2 separate regions of the Homo sapiens genome follow, and region 1 is linked to region 2. A link is an interaction called in ENCODE POLR2A ChIA-PET data of the cell type or tissue named here. Cell type or tissue: Caco-2. All regions are shown on one strand. Each heading gives the region's core, and the rest is flanking DNA. Links, peaks and the distances in the headings are about the cores only.

The links. ChIA-PET counts read pairs that join two places held together with the same protein. Peaks named below come from ENCODE experiments on the same cell type or tissue, not always from the same donor. Only the 100,000 strongest peaks of a DNase experiment are listed, where the experiment ranks them.
Region 1: POLR2A ChIA-PET joins it to region 2 with 11 read pairs; 19 of 35 experiments call an interaction of 5 or more read pairs at or near these places.

Annotation. Positions count from the first base shown.
Region 1 is chr19:1,112,340-1,122,854 of GRCh38, reverse strand. It overlaps SBNO2 (strawberry notch homolog 2), which reads left to right. Exons shown (of 32, transcript NM_014963.3): 9 at 64-197; 10 at 297-387; 11 at 573-716; 12 at 2,832-2,949; 13 at 3,234-3,339; 14 at 3,691-3,844; 15 at 5,356-5,532; 16 at 5,929-6,026; 17 at 6,752-6,834; 18 at 8,433-8,624; 19 at 9,151-9,320; 20 at 9,906-10,037; 21 at 10,318-10,453. Among named protein-coding and RNA genes, the nearest start is that of GPX4, 14 kb to the right of the region's middle. RefSeq lists enhancers at 13-516, 4,921-5,433, 5,434-5,947, 9,256-10,175, 10,176-10,515. In Caco-2, for the core only: no CTCF peak of the experiment used is centred there; no DNase peak of the experiment used is centred there.
Region 2 is chr19:1,261,910-1,272,424 of GRCh38, reverse strand. It overlaps CIRBP (cold inducible RNA binding protein), which reads right to left and starts at 3,093. Exons shown (of 6, transcript NM_001300829.2): 1 at 3,015-3,093; 2 at 1,389-1,497; 3 at 1,179-1,285; 4 at 958-1,096; 5 at 793-874; 6 at 1-444. The coding sequence starts at 1,491. It overlaps CIRBP-AS1 (CIRBP antisense RNA 1), which reads left to right and starts at 2,165. Exons shown (of 2, transcript NR_027271.1): 1 at 2,165-2,600; 2 at 4,035-4,954. It overlaps LOC105372236 (a long non-coding RNA gene), which reads left to right and starts at 5,884. Exons shown (of 3, transcript XR_936233.3): 1 at 5,884-7,912; 2 at 8,866-8,995; 3 at 10,255-10,515. It also overlaps LOC107985303. RefSeq lists silencers at 2,477-2,786, 2,837-2,996, 3,207-3,416, 5,027-5,076, 5,217-6,106 and enhancers at 8,835-8,884, 8,925-9,014, 10,205-10,514. In Caco-2, for the core only: a CTCF peak has its summit at 5,312 (motif pointing right); DNase peaks (open chromatin) are centred at 3,224, 5,894, 6,874, 9,754 and 2 weaker places; H3K4me3 peaks cover 3,389 bases.

The sequences.
Region 1 (10,515 bases), core at 1,068-9,067, 150 kb after region 2:
GAGGCCCCTGGGGAGGGGCCGGGCCAGCACCCCCAGGCCCTGACGCCTGCTCTCCGGCAACAGCAACACGAGGTCCTGCTCCCCAGCGGGCAGCGCGCGGGCTTTCTCATCGGCGATGGGGCCGGCGTGGGCAAAGGCCGGACGGTGGCCGGAGTCATCCTGGAGAACCACCTGCGCGGCCGGAAGAAAGCATTGTGGTGAGGCCCTGCCTGGGGCAGGGGGCGGGAGCGGGGGTGGGGGGCGGAAGCGGGGGGCGAGGGGGAAGGGTGGGCGCGCCTGACGCCCCCACCCCGCAGGTTCAGCGTCTCCAACGACCTCAAGTACGATGCGGAGCGCGACCTGCGGGACATCGAAGCCACGGGCATCGCGGTGCACGCGCTCAGCAAGGTAGGGGCTGTGCTCGGCAAAGTAGGGGGCAAGGTGGGGACCGTGCCCTGCAAAGTGGGGGCTGCTCAGCTGGGTGGGCCAGCAGCCAGGGCAGGCTCTGCCCAGCACCCTTACAGATAGGGAGACCCAGGTCCAGAGCCTGCTGAGCCGGGGCCCCATTCCACACCTGTTCTGTGCATCCCCAGATCAAGTACGGTGACACCACTACCTCAGAGGGCGTCCTCTTCGCCACCTACTCCGCCCTGATTGGGGAGAGCCAGGCCGGCGGCCAGCACCGCACTCGCCTCCGGCAGATCCTGGACTGGTGTGGGGAGGCCTTCGAGGGCGTCGTATCCTGCTGGGGGCAATCGGGAGGGGAGGGCTGGATTAGGGGGTCGGAGGGAAAAGGAGGATGGAGGAGTGGGAGAGGAGGGGTGGGAGTCAGGGGAGAGGAGGGCAGGATGGGAGAGGGTAGGAGCGGAGGGGTGGGGCTGGGGAAGGGCTGGAGGCCACTGGAGCTCACTACCCTGGATGTGGCCACCCAGCCCCCAGCTTTGCTCAGGGTTTAGGACTCCGGATAGAAGACTTTTCTGGTCCTGGGAGGCTGGCCCTGTGGGTACCACACAAGTGACCATCATCATTCACCACAGGGCTCCGGCTTGGTTTCTTGGTTCTGATAAGTGGGATGAGTGACCATAGATGTGGTCCTGATGTTTGCCATGATGCCGTGGGCAGAGGGTGGCCACTGAGCTGCTCCCCAAGTCAGGAAGGTGCCAACCCCAGCTGATAGTGTGGTGGGCACAGTTCACTCCCCAGCATCCCAGGGCTCTCGTCGGCAGGCTGCGGTTCGGAGGGGCTCCCCCACAGGAGACCCAGGACAGTTAGCAGCAAAGGCACGGCAGGGCACCCCTTGGCCAGGCTCAGCCCTGGTGCTCGGCCCTGCAGGGTGCACCTTGGGTGTTGGGGTGTTGGGAGCACAGGCTCAGATAAGGGAGGGACGTTGGCCTGCAGCATCCACTTCATGCACAGGACATGGCCATGGCTTTGCTGTTCAGTTAACGCCGAGACACAGAACATTCAGACTGGCCAGAAACAGAACGGGAGACTGCTGGTGTCTTCGCACCCGGCTGAACAATCTATGTGCAACAATCTACGAAATAGCGATAACCCTGAGATCATACCTCGCTGAGCTGCTACGTGGCGGCAGGGCCGGCCGTTTAATTTGTATTCTCCCAGTTTTCCTTCCTCAGACTGCTTTCCTGGAACTTGGCTTTCTTTCGTCTTAAAATATTAAGAACCTGGCCGGGTGCAGTGGCTCACGCTTGTAATCCCAGCACTTTGGGAGGCCGAGGCAGGCGAATCACGAGGTCAGGAGTTCGAGACCACCTGGACAACATGGTGAAACCACGTCTGTACTAAAAATACAAAAGTTAGCTGGGCGTGGTGGTGCGCACCTGTAATCCCAGCTACCCGGGAGGCTGAGGCAGGAGAATCGCTTGAACCCAGGAGGCAGAGGTGGCAGTGAGCCGAGATTGCCCCACTGCTCTCCAGCCCAGGCGACAGAGCGAGACTGTGTCTCATCTAAAAAAAAAAAGAGTTCCAGACTGTCTTGACCAATATGGTGAAACCCCGTCTCTACTGAAAATACAAAAATTACCCGGGCGTGGTGGCGCACACTTGTAATCCCAGCTACTCAGGAGGCTGAGGCAGGAGAATCGCTTGAACCAGGGAGTCGGAGGTTGCAGTGAGCTGAGATCGCGCCGCTGCATTCCAGCCTAGTGACAGAGCGAGACTTCGTCTCAAAAAAAAACAAAGAATTAGGGCTGGGCACGGCTCACACCTGTAATCCCAGCACTTTGGGAGGCTGAGGCAGGCAGGTCACTTGAGGTCAGGAGTTTGAGATTATCTGGCCAACCAAACGGCCAACCCCGTCTCTACCAAAACTACAAAAATTAGCCGGTTGTGGTGGTGGCACACACCTGTAGTCCCAGCTCCTTGGGAGGCTGAAGCAGGAGAATCACTTGAATCTGAGAGGCAGAGGTTGCAGTGAGCTGACATTGTATCACTGCACTCCAGCGTGGGTGACAGAGCAAGACCCTGTCTCAAAAAAACAAACAAAAAAGAAAACAGGTTCCAGGTATCCTCCTCCGATGGCAACGTCCTGCGATATCATGGTTTAGGGATCCCACCCTTCCTCGCCGGAGGCCCCATCCTCGGTGTGTGTTGTTTAGAGTCTGGGAGGAGCCATCCCAGGCCACACCCATCTAATGGTCGTGTGGGGGCCGCCTGCCCGCCCGCCCCCCATGGTAGCCGGCTGCCACTCCGACCTGGGCTTCCCTCGTGGAGTTCTCAGCCGCACAGGCGTTTGCCCCCCACCAGGAAGGTGGGGTCTTGGGTGGTCAGGACCTGGGCTCCTGGGGTCGCCCCCGTCCTTCAGAATACTCCTTAACCCACGTGTGCCTCAGATCGTGTTCGACGAGTGTCACAAAGCCAAGAATGCCGGCTCCACCAAGATGGGCAAGGCTGTGCTAGACCTGCAGAACAAGCTGCCCCTGGCCCGCGTGGTCTACGCCAGCGCCACAGGTGGGGCGGTGCGGATCCCACGTGACCCACCCGCAGCAGCGTCTTTCTGCCTGGCTGTCCCCGCGAAGGGGTATCCCACACGCGTACTCAGCCTCCGTCTGCACCCTGCTCCTCCTCGGACACTGGGGCACCTCTGCGCCTGTCCCAAGGCCACGCTGGCTCTCTTCAGGCCCATGGCTCCAACCCCGCAGGGCCCCTCGTCGGGTGGTCCCAACTTAGTCGTCCCCTGACGCGGCCTCTGGGCCCTCCCGGGTTGGGGAGCTGACGGCAGCTTCCCCCCACAGGTGCCTCTGAGCCTCGGAACATGATCTACATGAGCCGCTTGGGTATCTGGGGCGAGGGCACACCCTTCCGGAACTTTGAGGAGTTCCTGCACGCCATCGAGAAGAGGTGAGTGCCCTTCTCACCCACGTGGAGGGGCGGCGGGGGGTGGGGAGGAGGCCTCAGGCCCATCAGCCCAAGGCCTGGCACTGCCACGTGTGCTTCCCCAGCACCCAGAGGTGCTGAATGTGGGTCGCTCGTTTCACTGCCTCGGGCTGCCCAGCACTCCCAGGGAAGCCAGCCCCTCCGCAGCCCTTCCTGCCCCGTCCCCGCCAGGCTCAGCTGCCAACTGCCTCAGTGGCCGCCAGGGCTCTGCTCCTGCCGACCCCGCCCTCTCTGCGACTGGCTCTGCCTCGCGCTCCGAGTGGCTCCATCCCCACGGGCTCTGGCCGTGCTCACGGGGGCTGTGTCCATCCGCAGGGGCGTTGGCGCCATGGAGATCGTGGCCATGGACATGAAGGTCAGCGGCATGTACATCGCACGCCAGCTCAGCTTCTCCGGCGTCACCTTCCGCATCGAGGAGATCCCGCTGGCCCCAGCCTTCGAGTGCGTCTACAACCGCGCGGCCCTGCTGGTGAGCCTGCGCACCCGACCCGGGGACCCCTGTGCGTTTCCCGGGTGAAATTGCTCCCCCGTGGCCTTGCAGATGCCACAGGCGTCATCAGGTGACGGCCCGCCCTGTCCTGTCCTGGGGTTTTTTTTTTGTTGTTTTTTTGAGACAGTCTCGTGCTGTCATCTAGGCTGGAGTGCTGTGGTGTGATCTCAGTTCACTGCAACCTCTGCCTCTTGGGTTTAAGCGATTCTCCCCCCTCAGCCTCTCGAGTAGCTGGAGTTACAGGTGCCCGCCTCCACACCCAGCTAATTTTGTGTATTTTTTGGTAGAGAACGGTGTTTCTCCATGTTGGCCAGGTTGGTTTCAAACTCCTGACCGCAAGTGATCTGCCCGCCTCGGCCTCCCACAGTGCTGGGATGACAGGCGTGAGCCACGTGCCCGGCCATCACTGGGGTTTTTATGTGGCTGTGATAACGAGGGATGGGACCAAACCACCGCCCCCCTTCCTGTGGTGCCCAAGCCCTTTGCCCCCAGGTCCTGGCCCACAGCTGGCAGTTGGTAGCCGTGTTCAGCATCCACATTGCTGTGGGCCATGTGGCTTGGTCGTTCCCTCCATGTTTGGACAGGTCCTGTTTTCTCCCCCTCACGCCCAACAGCCCTGTATGTTCGATGGTTTTTTTTTTTTATTTTTTGAGACGGGGTTTCCACTCTTGTTGCCCAGGCTGGAGTGCAATGGCACGATCTTGGCTCACCGCAACCTCCGCCTACCAGATTCAAGCAATTCTCCTGCCTCAGCCTCCCGCGTAGCTGGGGTTACAGGCATGTGCCACCAGCCCGGCCAATTTTATATTTTTGGTAGAGACAGGATTTCTCCATGTTGGTCAGGCTGGTTGGTCTCAAACTCCTGAGCTCAGGCGATCTGACCGCCTCAGCCTCCCAAAGTGCTGTGATTACAGGCGTGAGCCACCACACCCAGCCTCTTCACTCGTTTCTTTAGGTGACACAACCAGCATCTCCCGTAACCCCCAGGGCCGGGTTGCTCTCCGGGGTGGGGCCGTCCTGAGCACTTTGGGGTATGGAGCAGCATCCGTGGCCAGAGTCCCAGCCACCCTAACCCAGCCCACCCAGTCATGCCGGGACCAGCCCCCAAACCTGACCACCACAGCCAGCCCCAGACATGCCCAGTGTCCCCTGGACAGGATCACACCTGGGTGAGACCCTGGTCCAAAGCAAGAGAGGCGTGGCTGCGAGCACCCTGTGTTCTTGGAAGGAGCTGAGCCTGTTTGCCGCGGGCGCGGAGTCTGTGCAGTTTGCAGCACGGCTTCCCCACCACGAGTGTTTTGGTTTTTCAGGTTTTTGCCGTACAGGTAGAGGCAGTGCCTCTTACAGTGCACACCCCCAGCACCCCCATCCTGCCCTAAATTCCACCTGGCGTGGGGATGCCTTGCCCAGGGCTGGCGGCAGGTGGGCCGGGGCCCGGGTCGGGAGCCAGGAGCCACAGCTCAGGGGCGCCTTGTGACGTGTCATTGCAGTGGGCCGAGGCCCTGAACGTGTTCCAGCAGGCGGCCGACTGGATCGGCCTGGAGTCGCGCAAGTCCCTGTGGGGCCAGTTCTGGTCGGCACACCAGCGCTTCTTCAAGTATCTGTGCATCGCAGCCAAGGTGCGCCGGCTGGTGGAGCTGGCCCGAGAGGAGCTGGCGCGAGACAAGGTGAGCGGCTGCGGCCTTCGAGGGCTGAGGGCGGCCGGGCCTGCAGGGGCGGAGGCTGCTCTTCTTCCAGGTCCTTCCTGGCCCCTCCCCAGACGTGGGCGGGGGCTGCACCCTGGTGGGTGAGAGACGCCCGGATGTCCGTCTTCCAATCAGAGCCAGCCAGGGTGTCAGAACAGCGGAGTGTGACCACACAGTGGGCAGCTCACCATCCCGAGACAGGCAGCCGGCAGACCCCCACCCAGCAGTGTGTGTTGTAGGGGGGCCGTGGCCCCTCCTGGGGAGGCGAGCACAGCAGCAGAGTGAGGGATGTGGCCATCACCCCAGGCCTGGCAGGTTCTGGCCCCACAGAGGCCCCACAGCAGGGCTGGTGGCTCACAGTCCTCTGCCGTCCCACAGTGCGTGGTCATCGGGCTGCAGTCCACGGGCGAGGCGCGCACGCGGGAGGTGCTGGGGGAGAACGATGGGCACCTCAACTGCTTCGTCTCGGCCGCTGAGTAAGTGTCACGGTGGGGACAGGACTGTGGGCTTCCTGCGCTCATGGCCACCCCTCTCTGTGGCCACCTGTGGCCTGACCCTGCCCCTTGGCCCCAGCAGCAGGAGGTGCTGGGGTGGGCTTTGCTGGGCCCCCAGCCTCAGCCACAGAGGCCTTCACCGCTGCTCCAGGTCTAAAGCAGAGGCTTGGAGGTGGACCCCAGGCATGGTGGGCCTGGAAGGTTTGGGACATGGTCTCCAGGGGTCTCAGAAGGAGGCTTCCTGCATCTGTGCCGTTTTAACAAGGGGGCTGTGGATTTTAGGGGCTGGCCCTCCCAGCTGTCTGAAGCCCCAGCCTCTCCCCTGTTGGTTGAGAATGCCCCGGGAGGGTCACAGCAGCCCCCCTAGATCCCCCCATTGCCTGGGGGTCGGAGCTCCCCAATGCCCCCAGCTACCCCTTCACCCTGCCCCCTGCCCCTGTCCTGGGAGCCATCATCATATCCGGCCACATTCCTCAGAGCGGGGGAAGCCTGGTGGCCGAGGTGGCCCTGTGACACCAGGAGGCCAGAGGAGAGCTCACAGGCAGCCCCCAGTCCTCCCCAGCCCACTCCACACAGGAGACCCTCTGCCCAGGCCCGGTCCTGTCCGGGACCCCCACAGGGACCCAGGGGTGCGTCCAGCTCCTGGAGAGCAACCCCGCCTGGCCTCAGCTCCTCGTGTGAGAATAAACTCCGCGTCTCACTTTCAGAGGCGTGTTCCTGTCGCTAATTCAGAAGCACTTTCCGTCCACCAAGAGAAAGCGGGACAGAGGAGCGGGCAGCAAGCGGAAACGTAAGCCCTGCCCCCCATGGCCCCACCCACCCCTGCCCCTCTGCTTTCTCCCCCCGGGGGCTGGCTGGTCGCTCCCTGCTTCCCCCACTCCCCCGTCCACTCAGCCAAATGCAGGTCCTGTCCGTGCCAGGCAGGCTCAAGGCTCCGCTGCCAGTGGCAGGTCTTGCGTGGACCCTGCCATGGAACGCTTAGGGAAGAGGAAGCAACAGACAGCCTGAAGGACACAGACGTGGGTGCCGAGCGAGACCCGGGGGGCGGGACACGGACGCGGGTGCTGAGCGAGACCCCTCCCACCTTCCGTTTTCAGGGTCTCCACGGTCCCTTGGGGAGCCCATTGATAACCCCCAGGCTTCTGTCACAGGGAAGCCCAGAGCTGCCTGTCGAAGTCTGGTGTGTGGCCTCCCCAGGCACCCCGCGTGTCCACCATACTGGCCAGGCCTGAAAGGACGTTGGATATGGGTTTATTAATATTGTCCCGTTGGCTGGGCGTGGTGGCTCACGCCTGTAATCCCAGCACTTTGGGAGGCCGAGGCGGGTGGATCACCTGAGGTCAGGAGTTTAAGACCAGCCTGGCCAACATGGTGAGACCCTGTCTCTACTAAAAATACAAAAATTAGCTGGGCGTGGTGGTGGACGCCTATAATCCCAGCTACTTGGGAGGCTGAGGCAGGGGAATCGCTTGAACCTGAGAGGTGGAGATTGCAGTGAGCCGAGATCATGCCACTGCACTCCAACTTGGGTGACAGAAAAAACTCTTGTCTCAAAAAAATTAATAAAAATAAAATATTGGCTAGGTGCAGTGGGTCACGCCTGTTGTAATCCCAGCACTTTGGAAGGCTGAGGCGGGCAAATCACCTGAGGCCAGGAGTTTGAGACCAGCCTGGCCAACATGGTGAAACTCCATCTCTACTAAAAATAGAAAAATTAGCCAGGTGTGGTGGTGCATGCTTGTAATACCAGCTGCTCAGGAGGCTGAGGCAGGGGAATTGCTTGAACCCGGGAGGTGGAGGTTGCAGTGAGCTGAGATCGCACCACTGCACTCCAGCCTGGGCAACAGAGTGAAACTCCATCTCAAAAATAAATAAATAAGCCAGGCGTGGTGGTTCACGCCTATAATCCCAGCACTTTGGGAGGCTGAGGCAGGTGGATCACGAGGTCAGGAGATCGACACCATCCTGGCCAACATGGTGAAACCCCATCTCTACTAAAATACAAAAGATTAGCCAGGCGTGGTGGTGGGCGCCTGTAATCCCACCTACTCAGGAGGCTGAGGCAGGAGAATCGCTTGAATCCAGGAGGCAGAGAGTGCAGTGAGATGCCACCGTTCTCCAGCCTGGCGACAGAGTAAGACTCCGTCTCAAAAGAAAATAAATAAATAAAATATGGCCCCCCACACCGTACCCTCCTGGCCACAGGGCACGGGGTTCCCTAGAGGGCGTCCCTGGAGAACAGCTGAGCTGCTTGCCCAGAGGCAGGGGGTTCTCGGATGGACCTCCCCAGCTCGGACCACTGGCCTTGCTCTGTCCTGCTGCGTCTCCTCCACCTGCTCCTCCACCTTGCTGCGGTCTGGCCCTCGGTGACCCTGTCCTTCCCTGCAGGGCGACCTCGGGGACGCGGGGCCAAAGCCCCCCGGCTGGCGTGCGAGACAGCGGGCGTCATCCGCATCAGTGACGACAGCAGCACGGAGTCGGACCCTGGCCTGGACAGCGACTTCAACTCCTCCCCCGAGTCCCTGGTGGATGACGACGTTGTCATCGTTGATGCAGTCGGGCTCCCCAGTGACGACCGGGGTGAGGGCTTGCCCAGGCTGGCCAGCCACCTGTGGGTCAGGATTCCAGTCCAGGCTGAGCAGCCACCTCTGGGTCAGGATTCCAGCCTGAGGCTCCCCCGGCCTCCTGGCGGTCACCACCCACCCCAGGTTGTAGCCCTCAGTCCAGCCCACCTGAGCCCAGCTGCTGCTATGGTGCCCACTTTACAGATGGGGGAAACTGAGGCCCAGAGAGGGGAGGTCAGGGGTTATACCACTGGTCAGAGGCAGAGCTGGGGCTTGGGGCTGGGCAGTCCCTACCCCTGTGGAGGCAGTGAGGTCACAGTGTTTGGTCCGCGACAGGAGGCTTAGTCTCGCCCCAGCTGGTCTCAGGGAGACAAGTGCAGAAAAGCAGTCCTGGGCCACGGTGCCGGGCTTCCCCGCCACCCTGCCGTCCCTCAGGGTTGCCCCGGGCCCCTTGTCCTTGCCCTCCAGGGGCCAGCCTTGAGTTAGGTGGGCCCTAGAAGGCAGCCAACATGTCCTGCCCTGACCCTCCACCTCCTCCCTAGGACCCCTGTGCCTCCTGCAGAGAGACCCGCATGGCCCCGGGGTCCTGGAGCGGGTGGAGCGGCTGAAGCAGGATCTGCTGGACAAAGTGCGGCGGCTGGGCCGGGAACTGCCAGTCAACACCCTGGACGAGCTCATCGACCAGCTGGGCGGCCCCCAGCGGGTGGCGGAGGTGGGTGGGACGTGGCAGCTGGAGTGTGGTGGGCGGGGCATGGGCAGTGGGTGGGGCTTCACGCAGGCTGTGTGCAGCTCTGGTGGCCCCTGCTGGTCACTCTGCGTCTCCGCGGCCCTGCGAGGAGGGGGCGTTTGGGGAGCCCTGGGGCAGCAGCGTGCTGTCCAGCTCGGCCCGGGAGGCCACGACCTCCTGTGGACGGCCTGCCCCATCCCTCTAAGCCCCAGATCCCCCAGCCTGGCCTGCGCAGGCCTCTGCTTAGATCGTTGCCTGAACGCACCCCTTGGGGTGCCCAGGGCCAGGACACAAGCCCCTGGGCCTGGTTCTGCGGCCTCCTACTCCCTGCCCCCGCCCAGCTTCACTTTTTCACTTCGTGGCGCCGGCTGGCTGATAATACCAGGCCTTGGACAGGCACACATCGCCTGGGTCCAGCAGTCCCGCCCTCCCTTTCCCAGCACCCCCACCTCCCGTGCACAGCTGGGAGCCCATGACCACTGTAGGACATAGGGAAGCTGAGACACGGGTGGCCAGACTCCTGCGAGGCCACAACACTGACGGCCGGTTTTGTCCCTGTCTCGGCTGCAGATGACCGGCAGGAAAGGCCGCGTGGTGTCCAGGCCCGACGGGACGGTGGCCTTCGAGTCGCGGGCAGAGCAGGGTCTGTCCATCGACCACGTGAACCTCAGGGAGAAGCAGCGCTTCATGAGCGGCGAGAAGGTGCGGGGCTGCAGTGCACTGGGCGCGGCCCACGGGACCCAAGAGGCACAGAGGGGCCCAAGGGTCCCCGGGGACTGTGGACCCGCGCACTTCTGGAGTGTGTGTGTGCCAGGTGCGGGCGCGAGTGGCCGTGTGGCGGGTGGTGTCCGCGCCCCGCAGGCCTCTCGCTGCCCCGGGACGTCCTGGTGACCTGGAGCGGGGGCCTAGTGGGTGAGGAGGTGGCGGCAACGCTGGGGCGGGCCTTGCACCAACCGTGTCCCGGCCCCTTCTTTCCCCCTAGCTCGTGGCCATCATCTCGGAGGCCTCCAGCTCGGGTGTCTCCCTCCAAGCCGACCGCCGTGTCCAGAACCAGCGGCGCCGCGTGCACATGACCTTGGAGCTGCCGTGGAGCGCCGACCGCGCCATCCAGCAGTTCGGTGAGTCCGGCCCCGCCCCCAGCGCTGCCTGGCCCCGCCCCCAACATGGTCTCGGCCCCGCC
Region 2 (10,515 bases), core at 2,210-10,209:
GAGGACAAGAAGCAGGCACAGTGTAAAGGCACCGAAGCAACAAGAGGCAGCTTCACCCCAGAGGCCAGACCAGGGCGCGGCCTGCGGCCGGGGAGCAACCACCCCCCACAGCCGAGGGAGGCTGGCCTGCGGCCACACATGCACCTAGCTGACTGCCCAGCGGGCCCTCGCTCTCCCTTGCCTTTTTGGTCAGTCTCATTTGGCTTTTGCGTCCTGCGATAGAAATGGCTCTGAGAGGACAGATGCGCCTCTTCTGGGCAAGCACAGTGACAAGGTCTGAGTGTCCAGCCTAAAGTGCTTGGAGAGGGCACCAAGGTGAACCGAGCTCCCACCGCAGGCCACAGCAGCGTGGCGCCCTCGGAGTGTGACTTACCGTAACTGTCATAACTGTCTCTGTAGGACCCGCCCGAGCTCCGGTCACTGTAGCCACCACTCTGACTCCGGCTGCAAGACAGACAAACGTTGAGTACCGGAAGGTACCCGTCTACTTCTGCTCTGCCACAACAGGCTGAGCCGCCAGCCCCCATGCCAGCCGTCCCTTCTGGGGACACAACAAGGACCCCAGCAGGGCAGCATCTTGGAAATTGTTCAAAATCTCCACCAGCCTGTCCCCCAGGCCCTCCCGCTTCTGCGAATGTCCTGAGCAGTCTCCTCTCCTCTTGGCCTGGGTCCCCACCTGCCTCTGCTCCTTGCCCAGCCAGTCTCATCTCAGCTCCCCCAGGGACCTGGGACCCGGGACGGAAGCTGGCCATCCCGCAACCACCCCTGTGCTTGGGCCGGCCTCCCCCTCACCTGCTATAGTAGTCTCTGGAGCCTCCGTAGCCCCCACTCCTGGACTCGAACCGGTTCCCCCCATAGCCTCGGTCCCCTCCTCCTGCACATACAGGAAAAAGTGAGTACCAGCTCCCACCAGCAGTACCTCACAGCATCCCCAAGGGACCCACTCATGGCACTCACCTCTAGAGAACCCACGGCCCCGTCCTCGGCCCCCACGGAAGAAGCCCCGGCCCCCGGCAGAGCCACCACGGTACCCACGGGATCGGTTGTCTGACGACTTGCCTGCCTGGTCTACTCGGATCTGCCGTCCATCTACAGACTGGAGACAGAGGGCGGGACGGGTTAGCAGGTGGGTGCCCCATCCTCGAGACGGGACTCCTGCTCAGCACCCTGATCCTCACCTTCCCATTCATGGCCATCATGGCATCCTTAGCGTCGTCAATGTTCTCAAAGGTGACAAACCCAAATCCCCGAGATCTCTGGGTCTCCCTGTCTTTCACAACCACCACTGTGCAGGGGAGAGAGGTCTGCAGTCAGCACCCAGCTGTACTTCCAGGTAGGAGGAGCACAAGCCCCCCCGCCCAGGGCCGCGGGCCCAGCAGCAGCCTCACCTTCAGAGATCTGTCCGTACTTTGAGAAGACCTGCTCCAGCGACTGCTCATTGGTGTCAAAACTCAGCCCTCCAACAAAAAGTTTGCCTTCATCTGATGCCATGGCGGCCTGTGGCAGACACCAATGAAATCCTCAACAGGGGTCATCTCTCACCACCTCTCCCCGCTTCCTATTTTATGTAAATGACATGTGTTTTTTAGGGGAAATATTAGAAAATCAGATTTTTATTTTTCATTATCTCAAACTCATACCTAGGACTTATTTTTTTGGGGTCGGGGGCAGTGTGTCTAACTGTCACCCAGACTGGAGTGCAGGGGTCACTGCAGCCTCCACCTCCTGGGCTCAAGCAATCCTCCTACCTCAGCCTCCCAAGAAACTGGGACTGTAGGTGTACACCACCACGCCTGGATAATTTTTTTAAATTTGTTTTAGTAGAGATGGGGTCTTGCTCTGTTGCCCAGGCTGGTCTGAAACTCCTGGGCTCAAGCAATCCTCCCACCTTGGCCACCCAAAGTTTTGGGATTACAGGTGTGAGCCACCGCACCCAGCCACCTAGGACTTCTTAATTCAAATAATTTACTCCATCCACCCCCAAGACTGAAGGCAGGCCGCACCCATTTCCACAATGGGTGTCTCCCTTCCCCCACAGCCTTCCAGTTGTGCCCTGGGCAGGACTGCACTCTCAGGTTCTCCTATTTCCGAACGGGTGCCAACTCCTACCCTAACCAACTGACATCTACTTGTTGCTGGACCAGAACGTGCTTCTGCTCACTGTAAAATGCCTCCTGAGACTGGGGGGGGGGCTGGCTGTCAGGGAGGCCGCCCCGTCCTGGGGGGCACCTCAGGGCAGGTACTGACTTCCATAGCCAGGACCTAGGCCGGGAATCGGGAAGGGATGGCCCCGGAAGTGATAAGGCAGGATTTCCAGGCAGGGGAAGTGGCATTTAGGAGAACTGGCTATTTAAGGGGGCGGTCAGTGCTGACACAGACAAAGCATTCACTGGCTGGGAATGGCCGCCACCCAGTGGCTCTGAGAACTAGACTTGGAAGTCTGGCACTGGGAGCTGTGCCAACTTGGACCAAACTTTGGGCGCAAAGCACGACGTGGCAGACGAGGAACCACACTAGAACGGGCCACGCCTACCCAAGATTTACGAGGCCGTCCTTTCCCTCATGCAATCGCAATGGGAAAAGGAGGAAACTAAGGCTCGGTAAGCAAAAGCGTTGGTGTGTGGATACCTCCAGCCCCAAGGCCGGGAAAGCGGCCCTGGAGACCGGGGGCGCCACGTGGCCCCGCCCCCGCCGCGTGCGCATGCGCCCCGCGCGCACCCTGCGCCACTCCATCCGGGAACTCGGCGCTCCCGCCATTTCGCTGGGCACAGCCTCGAGCTCGCGGCCGCCATTTTGCGGCGGCAACCGGGTCGCCGGCGGCCCGGACCGGCGGGGAGAGGCCCTCTGGCCGCTACTCGGCCCAATCTCCCGCTGTCCCTCGCCGCCGGCGGGGCGGACTCCACCCCGGGCCCGCCCCCTCCCAGGGGCGTGCCGCTGCGGCCCCGCCTCGCCTGGCCGCCGCAGGCCGCCCGCCGCCCCGAGCTCCTCGGAGCCGGTGCAGCCAGGGCCCTCACCACTGAGTCGGGCAGGTCCCTGACGCAAGCGGGAAGACAGCGCACCACAACGACCCGAGCCTCCTAACGCGCGAGTGAGGGGGGGGCGTCCCCGAGCCCGGCCTTATATACGCTTCCGCCGGGCCCCGCCCCCTACACATCCTGGGCCAATCAGAGGGCGCGCCTGCGTCTTATATTCATGAGCTGGGGGCCGAGTCTATCTCGGTTCCGCCCCCTCCCGCGGACTGGTGTCGGGCTCGACTATTGGCCGAGACGTTTGCAGTCCGCAGTCCTCCACCCGCGCTCGAGGGGGCGTGACCAGCGCGCGGCGGGGCGGGGCGGGGCTGACCCAGTTACGCGTGCCTGCTCCCTGGCCTGCGGCGGGGAACAAATGGGCCTCTAGCCCCGATTCCCAGGCCTCAGGCCTCATGGGGACTTCTGGGTGTCACTGGGACCCCGACTTTGCCTGTGCTCCAGCAGTCCCGACATAACAACCTAGCCCAGATCCCCTACCCAACCAAGACCCGGCTGTCAGACATCCCAACTTCATCTGAACCCCGACACCTGTCGTGATATTCTTGCCAATACAACCGACGTCCCAGTTTTCCCAGCACCCCAGCACTCCATTCCTGCCATCAACCCCATGCCCACCAAAACCCCAACAGAGACAACCCCATTCATGCGAACCCCAATATTCGCAATCCCAATTCTTCCTACATCGCCACACTTTGGTGCACCCCAACTTTACGCAACCCAGTTTGCCTACAAACTCCAACCCGCACCCAAGCCTAACTCCCACTGGAACCGCGATTATCACGGCTGGGTGCGTGGCCCACACCCCCACACTCGCCTGGCCGGATAGTGTTGTGCGTCCCTGCTGTCGGGTGCAGGCGGACACCCCGAGTCCCCACTGCACCCCAGCACTCCGCCCGGCCCTCGGCCTCCCCTCCCACCGTGCTGCACAGCAACGGCGCACTCGCTCCCCACGCGGGGCCAGGCCCACTCTGCTCCTCCACCCAGGCCTTTTCTCTCCTTCCACAGGCCTCCCCTACTGAGCCTGGTTGGCGGAGGGGAGTCTTAAAGCCGCCGCCATCTGGAGAACCAGCTTTACAAGGACCCTCACTCACTACTCTTCGGCGGCCCCAAAGCCTCTGGGGGGCCCTCTATGGCCACCACTTGCTCCTCGCCCAGGAGTCATCTCATGCCGCCGCCTCCCCCAGCCCTGGTGGAAGAAGCCAGCGCGGACCCCTGCCTCTCTGCCCCAGAAAGTCTTCGGAGGGATGACCCTCTGCTGACAAGCTGGGGGAAGTTGGCGTACAGAGACCCCCGCTTTGCTGCTCATCCCAGGGAAATCCCGGCCCCACTCCTGACCTCAGACTCACTTCCACCCTCAAGTGGATCGAGGTGGGGGTAGCCAGGGGCGCTGTCTCCAGTGACAAGGTCTCTGGGACCCCTCATGGGCTCAAGACCCCCTCCCCCAGGCAGCAGCTGTGTGATTCATCACCACCCCCTCTGCACCTCGGGCCCCCCCACTACAGCCGCCCCACTCCCCGTCAGCGGCAGCCGGCTGCTGCGTCAGCCACTCACGCAGGGTGGTTATTAAAGGAGAGAGACATCAGCACCGAGCTCCCCTGCGCCCGCCGTCCATGCGGGAGGGGCCACCCACCCACTGGAGCCCCAGACGCGGGCGCCACATGCCCAGCCTGGGAGCAATTCAGGCCCATTCTTTCTGATCTGCGCCCCCAGCCCCCAGCCCCAGCAGTCAGCGCGGTGGACGTTCTCTGACCCAGAGCAGCCCTTGTAGGGGGGGAGTTGGAGGGGGTGCCTGGTAGTCACAGCGGCCCCTGCATAATTGCGTAATTCTTGCCGCTCCCCCCAGCCCATCGTTCCCTGGTTCTGTGAGCCTCTGCCTTTTCCTGGTTTTGCGAAGCGCCGTGTTCATTCATTCATTCATTCATTCAGCCAGTGCCTAGTTATTAAGCGCTTACTACGAGCGGGTTCCTGGGTGCGGGCTCCGTGAGTGTCCGCAGCCATCCTGGGTTCCCAGGGTGGCGTTGACACGCACCTGCGCACACCTGCCGCTTTGCATCTGTGCCGAGCACTGTGCACCGGCTTCCAGGTGTGGACCTGTGTCGGTACCTGTGCCTCTGGGGTCAGCTGCGTCTGCGAGCACCCGTGACTCCCAGGTATCTCACCGCGATCCTGTGTCCCCACCGGGGGTCTCAGGCGGCTGGGACCCCTTCATCCACCCCTGCTGGCCACTGACCATGCGGGACCCGACCGGGACGCGCTGCCCGTTGCGGACACCAGGGGGCGCTGCGGCCTCGCTCCGTCCGCGGCGTTTGGCTCGAGCGGCCGGGCTCCCGGTGCCGCCGCTCCACGCAGACGCCTCGCGTGGGAGAGGGGGCCCCGCCGCCCAGCCCTGCGCGGCCACAGCGCACAGTCCTCGAGGGGTCCAATCTCGCGGGGCGAGGACGCAGCCTGCGTGTCGACCCCCAGCCTCCCGCCGCCCCCGCGCCTCGGCCCCAACGGAGGAGCTCAAAATAGCCGCGCCGGGCGGGGGCGAGACTGCTATTCCGGGCCCGACGCGCGGGGCTCGCCCCTGCCCGGCGAGGCGCGGGGATCAGTCAGAGTCCCCGAACCTGCTCCCCGCGCGTCTGTCTTGGGCCCCGTGGGCCCATTCACAAATCCGCCCCCTTTCCAGCCTGCCGTCTCGGAAGGGGCGCGCACCTCCTGCACCCTGATACTCCTCCCGGGCCTCCTCCCCTGCGGGGCGTCGCCATGGAGACGAGGGCGGAGCTCCCTCGCTCCCGCACCGCCCACTCCGCCCTCCCCACGGGGCCCCGCCCGCCGGACGCCAGGTCCTCCCCCGACCCCGACTAATGACCGGGCGGGAGGCGGTAGAGAGCGTCTAGGCCTGCGACGGGCGTGGCCGAGGATGAAAGGCGCGTGGGGGGGACCCCGGGGCCGCATAATTACCGCCTCCTCCTAGCCAGGCGGGGGCCGGGACCGTGCACCTGGCGGCCGCCCCGCGGGGGCGCAGAAATAGGACCGTCCTGGCAGAGGCTGCAGCCGACCCAGCTGGCCCCACTACGCGGGGCCCAGAGCCAGGGTGGGGGATGCAGAGACCGGGCGTGCGGGTTGCCAGGTGTGGCGCACATGTGTGCCCGTGGGCAGAGTACAGAGACACAAGCTTGTGTGGACACGAATGTGTAGCTATGTGCGAGTGCACACGGCGTGGTGAGTGCAGGGACCCCAGGCCGGCCTGCGTCGGTGCGCAGGGCATATAGGGGCGTGCACGCAGTCTTGGAGGTGTGTGCACAGAGCCCCCGGCACCCGCGTGTGTGCAAAGACACAGGAACCCGTCTGCGTGGCGCTGTGTGTGCAACCCAAGGAGGTGGGCGCTTGGACTCCAAAGTGTGCGCTTATCCGGATGTGGATGTGGGGGCAGCCGGGGACAGGGCTGGGTGTGCGTGACTCGGGTGTGCCGGGACCCACAGAGCATATGTGTCCATGCCTGGTGCTGTGACTCATGTCCCTGGGGTGGGCACGCGTGCTGTGTCAGCGGGAGCCGCGCCTCCCAGGGCAGCCCAGAGTTCCAGAAGCCCAGAAGAGGAAGGGTTAAACCTGCCTCTTCCCCCAGCTCCCAGCTGAGTCCAGGGCTGGGATCTCAGGTCCCCTGGGAGGCCCCGCGCGCCCCCCCCCGCCACCCCGCCCCACCCCCGGGCCTGAGATTCAGGGGCTGCTACACAGGAAAGCCGGACTGAGCTGCTCCCCAGCCTCAGTTTCCCTCCTGTTCCTCGGATGCGTTCGCAGGGTGGGTCGGCTTCCCTTCCCTGTGACTCACCCCCTCCCCACAGGCCTGAGTCACAGCTCAGGAATGTGGAGGCTGGGAGGCCCTGTCTACTCCTGCCCCGGCCAGGCCATCCCAGCAGCCCAAAGGCCAGGCCTGGGCCACAGAGGGACATCCCCGGCACACACACCCCGCCACAGGCCACACACAGGTGCACACCCACACCCCTGCTTCGTACCCACTGGACACAAAGTCATACACCATGCACTCGGCATCCGGAGACCCTGCCTGCCACAGGCACACGCAGTAGACAGGCTGGGGACAGGACGGACCCCGACCTGCCCTGGGGTCACACACCTGTTTGCTCTTTCAGTACACAGGATACTGCAGAGACATAGGTGACCCCTTCTGCTGGGGCGCAGACCAGCCAAGCACATGTGGCGGACGTGTAGTGACGTGCACCCATGCGTGTCTGTGACGTGCAGATCAGGTGTCTGTGAAAGGCCCAAGACCCTGCATGGCCCACGGACACCCTAAAGCTGACCGAGGCTTAGGCTCGCCTGCGTGGACGCTGGGGATGCAGCCACCTAGTTTCTGAAACTGGGAAAAGGTCTGGGGGCTCCGGAGCCCCCACCTCCATGCAGCCTCAGATGTTGCTTAGCAACAGATGCGCGCTCTGGGGTAGGCGGATGGATCTCCACCTGGGCCCAGTTCCCTCTCATGGGACTACACGTCCTGTGCCTAACAGAGAGGTCAAAGAGTGGGGATTTCCTGCAAAGCCAACCAGGCTCAGGGTGGCCCTGCCTAGGGTGGGAGGTATCTCCATGGCAACAGTGGAGTGGGACAAGTGGAGAGTATTTCCCCACTCTCCCAGGCAGCTGCAGGGGCTCAGGACCTACGGAGTGCAAGTGAAGACACCTATGTTGCATCTTGCTGGAGAGGCACCTGGCACCTGCCCGCCCCAGCGTGCCTGGAGGGTTCCCACATCCAGACGGACAGACGGGCCAGGGGACACCCGTCCAGGCAGCCATGGCTGCTCAGCCACAGTCCCTGGAGGGTCAGGGGCCCAGCTGTGAGGCAGGCGGTGCCCAAGACGCTCTCTGGACCGCACTGCTTCATCTGAGAGGTGGGCATGCCAGCAGCACCTCCTGGGGTTAGAGGCGCACAGGGAAGACCTGGTAGGAAGTCGGTCAAGGGCAGTTAGCAGCAAAAGACAGCTCCACGCAGCGCCAGGCTTTCCTTGTTGTTTGCTTCCTTGATGTGGCAGTCCACATGGAATCATCCCGTATGCAGGCCGGGAGCGCTGGCTCATGCCTGGAATCCCAGCACTTTCGTTTGAGTCCAGGAGTTTGATACCAGCCGGGGCAACATAGCTAGACCCTGTCTCTACAAAAAAAAAAAAAAAGCAAAATTAGCTGGGCATGGTGGTGCTCACCTGTAGTCCCAGCTACTCAGGAGGCTGAGGCAGGAGGATCGCTTGAGCCCAGGAGTTCCAGCGAGGCTGCAGTGAGCTGTGATGGAGCCACTGCGTTCCAGCCTGGAAAGAGAGTGAGACCCCGTCTCGAAAATACTAATAACTGGGGCCAGGTGTGGTGGCTCACACCTGTAATCCCAGCAATTTGGGAGGCCAATGCGGGTGGATCATTTGAGGGCAGGAGTTTGAGACCAGCCTGACCAACATGGTGAAATCCCTTCTCTACTAAAAATAAATAAAATTGGGCTGGATGCTGTAGCTCACGCCTGTAATCCCAGCACTTTAGGAGGCCGAGACAGGCAGATCACTTGAGATCAGGAGTTCGAGACCTGCCTGGCCAACATGGGGAAAGCCCGTCTCTACTAAAAAAATACAAAAATTAGCCGGGCGTGGTGGCGGGCGCCTGTAATCCCAGCTACTCCAGAGGCTGAGGCAGGAGAATCACTTGAACCCGGGAGGCAGAGGTTGCGGTGAGCCGAGATCGCGCCAATGCACTCCAGCCAGGGCGACAGAGCGAGACTCCGTCTCAAAACAAAAACAAACAAAAATAATAATTGTCCCGTATGCTAACTCTCCTGTTTCATTTGTATTTCCAACATGCACAGAAAGACTTTTGGAAGGCATAGGTTGGGGCTCGCCTGGGAACCCCTCTCCATCCCCCACCCAGACTCCAGCAGGCTGGAGTCAAGCTTGGCTGGGCAGCGGAGGATCACTGGTGCACAGAGGGGTGAGTGGGTGAGTGTCTGTGGCTGGAGGCCCTGGGGGTGTTCCTGCCCCCGCCCAGGCGTGTGTTGGTTGTGGGGGAAGGCTGCTGCCCTCTCTGTATCTGGTCAGGGCCCTCTTTGTATCTGGTGACAGCTGCGGTGTGTGGTGGGACTCTGCAGGCTGGAGTTTTGTTTGGGGAGGCCTTGGCCCAGGCTGAGCAAGGAGGTTCTGTTTGTTTTAGGGTCACACAGTGGATTGAGGTTGGGGACAGGTATATGGGGTGTGTCTGGGGGGGGGGGTTGTGTATCTGGGAGCCTGGCACACCAGCCGCACCCATAAATGCGTGGCCTGTGGAGGGCTGTCCCGGGCGTGCTGGTCGGGGGTGTGGGATGGCTGTGCAGGCCCCTCGTGGGATGGCACCCATTGGTTTTGCTTGCTCTCCCCCAGGGCTGAGTGTGGGTAGCGTCCTGGGTATGGGGCATGTGCCCTCCGTGGAAACCAGCTGTCTCCCTTGCCCCGCTCCACCCACATTCCAGAGGGGTTGGGGGTGCCCTCCCAGGCTCCCGCCCGCTCCTCGACCTCCGACCTCGGCCCAAGCCCACTCTCTCTGCTCTGGCAACCGAGGAGGCAGCTGGCTCCAGGGAGGGACTGCAAGGCGGGGGAGGAAGCTGGAATGTGCCCCGGGGTGAAGGGGGCCCCCAGAGAGGGGGCGGAAGCAGGGGAGGGACGGAGGGGCGGAGATGGTGGTACTGGGTTGGGGAGAGCGCCAGAGATCGGGACAGAAATAGAGAAAGGCAAAAGAAAGAGAAATGGAGGGAGTGAGAACCAGAAAGAGGGTGGAGGCAGGGCCCAGGTGACAGCCTCCCCTCCCCCACCCGCTGGGCTGGGCTGGGCTGCTCACCTGTCCCAAGTGACCCCAGAGGCAGCCAGTTCTCTGCCCTTCCAGGGCTGGGCGGCCCGTGGGTGGGGCTGCACCAGGCTCCTGGGTTGGGCCCCAACGCCCTTGGCCACGGGGTGGTGGCGTCCCCAGCCTCCAGCCCGGTAACTCCCATTCCCATGGTGCTGGGAGAGGAGGGCGGGTGGGGCAAGGCCCTGTGGGGGCGGCTGTGCCCGGGCACTGGCTCAATCCCTCCAACCCAGTGGCTCTAAGCCAAGGGCCTGGCTTCCACTGCTGTCCACCCTAGCCACCTCCCAAGGCAGCTCCAAGGGCGCATTCGGCCACCCCCAGAGGACTCCGGCCTCAAGCCAAAAGCCATGACCTCCACTGACCTTCTCCTGCCCGCCCACAGCTCCGCGTCTCCCCAAGCACCGCTCACCTGTGAGATCACCGCCTGGCAGGGACGCCAGCACGGGCTCCCAGCCACAGGGCAGCTCCCACCCTGCGAACTCCAGCTCTTCCCAGGCCGCTCCAGAGGCCAGGCTGCACAAACACCTTGGCTAGTCTCCCCACCTGGCACAGGCCCTGTTCACTCCAACCACTGCCTTCTCTGAGCACACACCAAGTTGGAGCCCACAGCCAAGCAGCGGGCGGCCACGGGGGATTCCTGCCT